2 separate regions of the Homo sapiens genome follow, and region 1 is linked to region 2. Evidence: read pairs that join two places in POLR2A ChIA-PET (ENCODE). Cell type or tissue: PC-9. All regions are shown on one strand. Each heading gives the region's core, and the rest is flanking DNA. Links, peaks and the distances in the headings are about the cores only.

Region 1 (2,919 bases), core at 114-2,613, 85 kb after region 2:
CGCCCAGCAGTCACTCATCAAAACTGTGGTAGAGCTGGAAATTGAGCTTGGCAATCTGCTGCAGGATCTGGACTGTGAAGTCATCCTGCTAAAGAGTAGGAGGAAAAACTGCCCAATATTGTTGAATATGCAAAAACATATTTTCCAGTATACTCAGTGGAGATTTTGGAATCAATCCAAGAGATCAGTTTGGTTTTGACCTTCATAAGAGGTTGAAGACTCAGAAATATTTACTGGGCTGAGTGCAGTGGCTCATGCCTATAATCCCAGCAATTTGAGAGGCTGAGGCCAGAGGATTGCTTGAGGCCAGGAGTTTGAGACCAGCTTGGACAACATAGTGAGATCCCTGTCTCTACAAAAAATAAAAAAAAAATTAGCCAGGCGTGGTGGTGTATACCTGTAATCCTAGCTACTCGGGAGGCTAAGGCAAGAGGATCACTTGAACCCAGGAACTGAGGCTTCAGTGAGCTATGATCGTGCCACTGCACTGCAGCTTAGGTGACAGAGTGAGACTCTGTCTCTAAAAACTAAATAAAATATAGAAATTTATTGAAGGTTAGAGCGAATTAAAAAATTCATCGGTGTTCTAAATCACCCAAAGAATATATGGGATACAATGTATTTCGATACCCTAGGAAAATAGCCACCAAAAAAAGCACATCCTTGGGTATTAACCAAGAGTTTACTTGTATTACAAACAACTTTATCTACTGAACAATTGGAGACTGTCTTTTTGTAGGCTGAGAGTAAGCATTGGGCCAAGCTTAAATCAGCTCTTGTTCATAAGGAGATAATGAAGGCTGGGTGTGATGCTGGCTCACACCTGTAATCCCAACACTTTGAGAGACCAAGGTGGGAGGATCACTGGAGCCCAGGAGTTCAAGACCAGCCTGGGCAATGTGGCGAGATCCTGTCTCTAAAAAAAAAACAGATCTTGAGATCCAGCAACACCTTTGGACACTTATTTCTTCCCTCAGGGGTTTATGTAATTTGTCCTGCATTCCTTTGTTCTACACAGTTGCCACCACACCATCTATGTTTCTCCTCACAAGGCTGTCTGAGAAACCATCTCTTCAGCCTTCTCTAACCCTCCTTGATTACCTTAGAAAAAAAGCCTAGAGGCCCTTTTCCTTTTTAAGGAATCACTGTTAATAGCTATGGGGAAACAAATTTGTAGGCAAAAGAAATAGATGAAAATGGGGAAGCAACAAATAATCACAAAATGTAAACAAGTTCTACAATTTTTTCCTAATATTTTACCAAAATGAGTTAATAGACTGGGCCTAAACTAGTTTTATCATAGTCCTACCCGGAACTTGCTTTTTGCATAATTGCTATTTTTTGAGCACTTATACACTGGGCACTGTCTGAACCATTTTACTCATCCTAGCTCCTCATAACATCCTTGTGAGGTAGGCACAGTTAGCATCCTATTTCATATGAGGAAACAGGCACAGAAGGGTTGGCTACTTGCCCAAGGTGACAATGAATAATAACAGAGTCATGATTCAAACTGCAGCTGCCTAGCTCTGAAGTCTACTCTCTTGACTACTGCACTATATGGCTTCTCTAGTATGGTCACATCAGGACAGATGGTTGTCAAGTGGAAGCGTGTAACAATTTGGGGCACTGAGTGGAAGTATGGCTTAAGGGTTGACTGTTCTGGCAGGCTCTCCTTAGCAGAATACTTGGCAAGATCACCACTGCCTGGTGACTGCTCCTCAGCTTTGGAGATTTGTAAACTGGATTTTCTCCATTACCCAGATGTGAATAGTGTCTTGAAGGCAATTCGCACTGACCAAACTCAGGACACTTATATACTGGTCATAATATCATAAGGCATTTCTCTTTTCATCATCTGGAAACTCTTACTGCTCTCTGGGGCTCTCTCTTCCTGCCATCAGGGGCCCTGGAAAACCAGAGTTTACTAGTGAGAATGGAATTGTAGCAAAGGAAGTAGAAAATTTGAGAGGTAATACACGTTGAGCATCCCTAATCTGAAAATCCAAAATCGAAAATCCTCCAAAATCTGAAACATTTTCAGTACTGACATGATGCCACAAGTGAACAATCCTACACCTGATCTCATGTAATGGATTGTAGTCAAAATGCAGATGCACAACACAGTTTATTCAGCATCCTCAAAGGAAACAAGACCCTCCCACTTGTGTGTGAATTCACTTTTGTGTAAATAAGTGTCAGAAAATTATTGTTTATCAATAGCACATAAATTTTGAGTCAGGAATGATGGTGATGCCGAACAAACACATATTGTCCACATGGGTAACCAAGACAGTGACACATTTGCTTTCTGACAGTTCAATGTACACAAACTTTGTTTCATGCACAAAATTATTTAAAATGCTGTATAGAATTAACTTCAGGCTCTGTGTATAAAGTATGTATGAAACATAAATGAGCTGAGCACCATGGCTAGCTCCTATAATCCCAGTTACTCAGGAGGCAGAGATGGGAAAATTGCTTGAGGCCAGGAGTTCAAGGTCAGCCTGGGTAATGTAGCAAGACCTCATCTGTAAAAAATTTTTTAAATTAGCTAGGTGTGGCAGCTTGTACCTGTAGTTCTAGCTACTGGGAGGCTAAGGCAGAAGGATCATTTGAGCCCAAGAGCCTATTAAGACTGCAGTGAGCAATGATCAAGCCATTACACTCCAGCCTGGTTGACAGGGTATTTTTTTTTTCTCTAAAAAAAGAAGAAGAAAGAAAAGAAACATAAATGAATTTCATATTTAGTCTTAGGTCTTATCCCTGAGAGATCTCATTATGTATACACAATTTTTTTTTTTTTTTGAGACAGAGTCTCACTCTGTTGCCCAGGCTGGAGTGCAGTGGCACAATCTCGGCTCACTACAACCTCTGCCTCCCAGGTTCAAGCAATCCTCTGTCTCAGCCTCCCAAGTA
Region 2 (2,919 bases), core at 127-2,626:
CCAAGGTGGTGAAACCCTATCTCTACTAAAAATACAAAAATTAGCTGGGCGTGTTGGTGCATGACTGTAGTCCCAGCTACTCGAGAGGTTGAGGCAGGAAAATTGCTTGAACCTGGGAGGCGGAGGTTGCAGGGAGCCAAGTTCATGCCACTGCACTCCAGCCTGGGCAACAGAGTGAGACTCCATCTCAAATAATAATAATAATAATAATACAGAGATCCAACAATCCCACTACTGGGCATTCATTCAAAGGAAAAGAAATCAGTATATGAAGGGATATCTGCACTCTCATGTTTTATTCCCAATAGCCAAGATATGGAATCAACCTAGGTATCCAGCAACAGATGAATTGATAAAGAAAATGTGGTATATATACAATGAAATACTATTCAGACATAAAAAAATAAATCCTGTCATTTGCAGCAACATAGATGAGCCTAGAGGACATCACATTAAGTGAAATTGGTCAGGCACAGAAAGACAAATATTTCATGTTCTCACTCAATGTGGGAGCTAAAAAGTTGAGTCACAGAAGTAGAGAGTGGAACTGTGGTTATGAGAGACTAGAAAGGGAATGGGGGGAGGGAAGGGGAGAGAGCTTGGTTAACAGATACAAAATTATAGCTACACAGGAGGAATTACTTCTAGCATTCTATAGCACTGCAGGGTGAGTACAGTTAATAATTTACTATATATTTTCTAAAAACTAGAAGAGAGGATTGTTTTTCCTGATTTGAAAAAATTATGTTTTTTTGAAGAAAACTTTTAACATCATAAACTGATCTTTATATACAATTTTATCCATTATTTCTATAGACCAATTCCATCCAGGTTTATTTACTTATTTACAAATGACATAAAAAATTTGGACGGGGCATGGTGGGTGGATTGCTTGAGCCCACGAGTTTGAGACCACCAGCCTGGGCAACACAGCAAGACCCTGTCTCTTTTTTAAGAAAACAGAAACATTTAAAATTTTCTACTTAGGATCTTGAAAGTCAAAATAAAATGGAAAGTATCTAGGATAGATTGACAAAAGAAAGGAATATCAACAAAATGATTTTCGATTTGAGGAAGAAAGAAACCACAATCTTAGGCTGGGTGTGGTGGCTCACACCTATAATCCCAGCACTTTGGGAGGCTGAGGCGGGCAGATCACGAGGTCAGGAGATCGAGACCATCCTGGCTAACACGGTGAAACCCTGTTCCTACTAAAAATACAAAAAATTAGCCAAGCGTGGTGGCGGGCGCCTGTAATCCCAGCTACTCGGGAGGCTGAGGCGGGAGAATCGCTTGAACCTGGGAGGCGGAGGTTGCAGTGAGCCGAGATCACGCCATTGCACTCCAGCCCAGACGACAGTGTGAAACTCTGTCACAAAAAAAAAAAAAAAAAAAGAGAAACCACAATCTTCATACAACAACAACAACAACAACAACAACAACATCACGTTTGCAGTAAGAGATGTTGGCTTTTTTTTTTTTTTTTGAGAAGGAGTCTTGCTCTGTCACCTAGGTTGGAGTGCAGTGGCGCGATCTCGGCTCACTGCAAGCTCTGCCTCCCAGGTTCACGTCATTCTCTCACCTCAGCCTCCCGAGGAGCTGGGACCGCAGATGCCCACCACCACGCCCGGCTAGTTTTGTTTTCGTATTTTTCGTAGAGACAGGGTTTCACTGTTAGCCAGGATGGTCTTGATCTCCTGACCTCATGATCTGCCCACTGTAGCCTCCCAAAGTGCTGGGATTACAGGTGTGAGCCACCGCGCCCGGCCAATTTATAAAGGAATCTTGAGATAAACACTATGTCAACAATGTTGTAGATACAAAAAGCAAGGACAACAGTAGATCTACCCAGCATTTTTCCTTGAAATAAAATCTGAAAATCATAAGGAGATATTTATTTAGCCCACAGGAAGAATGTTATTCCTACAATGTTACATAATACAAAAATTTACAATTAAATGTAACACTGCTCTCTTCTTCAAAGAAAAGTTGGATGACTGGCCAGGCGCAGTGGCTCATGCCTATAATCGCAACACTTTGGGAGGCCGAGGTGGCTAGATCATCTGAGGTTAGGAGATCAAGACCAGCCTGGCCAACATGGTGAAACCCTGCCTCTACTAAAAATACAAAAATTAGCCTGGCATGGTGGTGCATGCCTGTAATCCCAGCTACTCAGGAGGCTGAAGCAGGAGAATCACTTGAACCTGGGAGGTGGAGGTTGCAGTGAGCCGAGATCGTGCCACTGCACTCTAGCCTGGGCAACAGAGCAAGAGTCTGTCTCAAAAAAAAAAAAAAAGAAAAAAAAAAGAAAAGAAAATTTGGATGACTGTTCTGAATGACTTAAATGCTACCTACCTACCAGTCAAAGGGTGACCTGAAACTCTCTGGAAGCATCCTGCATTTCTGTAACCTTGACCTTCCAGCAGTGAGTATCACATACACAATTGTCCAAGGAAGAGAGGATTTTGAATGTTCCCAAAATAAATAAAAGATAAATGTTTGAGATGATATGCTAATTACCCTGCTTTCATCATTGCATATTGTATATATGTATTGAAATATCACTTTGGGAGGCCAAGGCAGGCGGATCACCTGAGGTCGGGAGTTTGAGACCAGCCTGATCAACATGGAGAAACCCCATCTCTACTAAAAATACAAAATTAGCTGGGCGTGGTGGTGCATGCCTATAATCCCAGCTCCTCGGGTGGCTGAGGCAGAAGAATCACTTGAACCCAGGAGGCGGAGTTTGCGGTGAGCCGAGATCGCGCCATTGCACTCCAGCCCGGGCAACAAGAGTGAAACTCCACCTCAAAAAATTAAAAAAAAAAAAAAAAAAAGAAAGAAAGAAATATCACTCTGTATCCCATAAACTTGTACAATTATAATGTGTCTACTAAAAAGATGTTAGTTCATGCACAG

What was found. Peaks named below come from ENCODE experiments on the same cell type or tissue, not always from the same donor. Only the 100,000 strongest peaks of a DNase experiment are listed, where the experiment ranks them.
Region 1: POLR2A ChIA-PET joins it to region 2 with 13 read pairs; 2 of 35 experiments call an interaction of 5 or more read pairs at or near these places.

The regions. Positions count from the first base shown.
Region 1 is chr1:174,039,123-174,042,041 of GRCh38, forward strand. No RefSeq gene overlaps it. Among named protein-coding and RNA genes, the nearest start is that of RC3H1-DT, 18 kb to the left of the region's middle. In PC-9, for the core only: no CTCF peak of the experiment used is centred there; a DNase peak (open chromatin) is centred at 1,449.
Region 2 is chr1:173,953,850-173,956,768 of GRCh38, forward strand. The region is part of intron 13 of RC3H1 (ring finger and CCCH-type domains 1); the gene reads right to left. Among named protein-coding and RNA genes, the nearest start is that of SERPINC1, 38 kb to the left of the region's middle. In PC-9, for the core only: no CTCF peak of the experiment used is centred there; no DNase peak of the experiment used is centred there.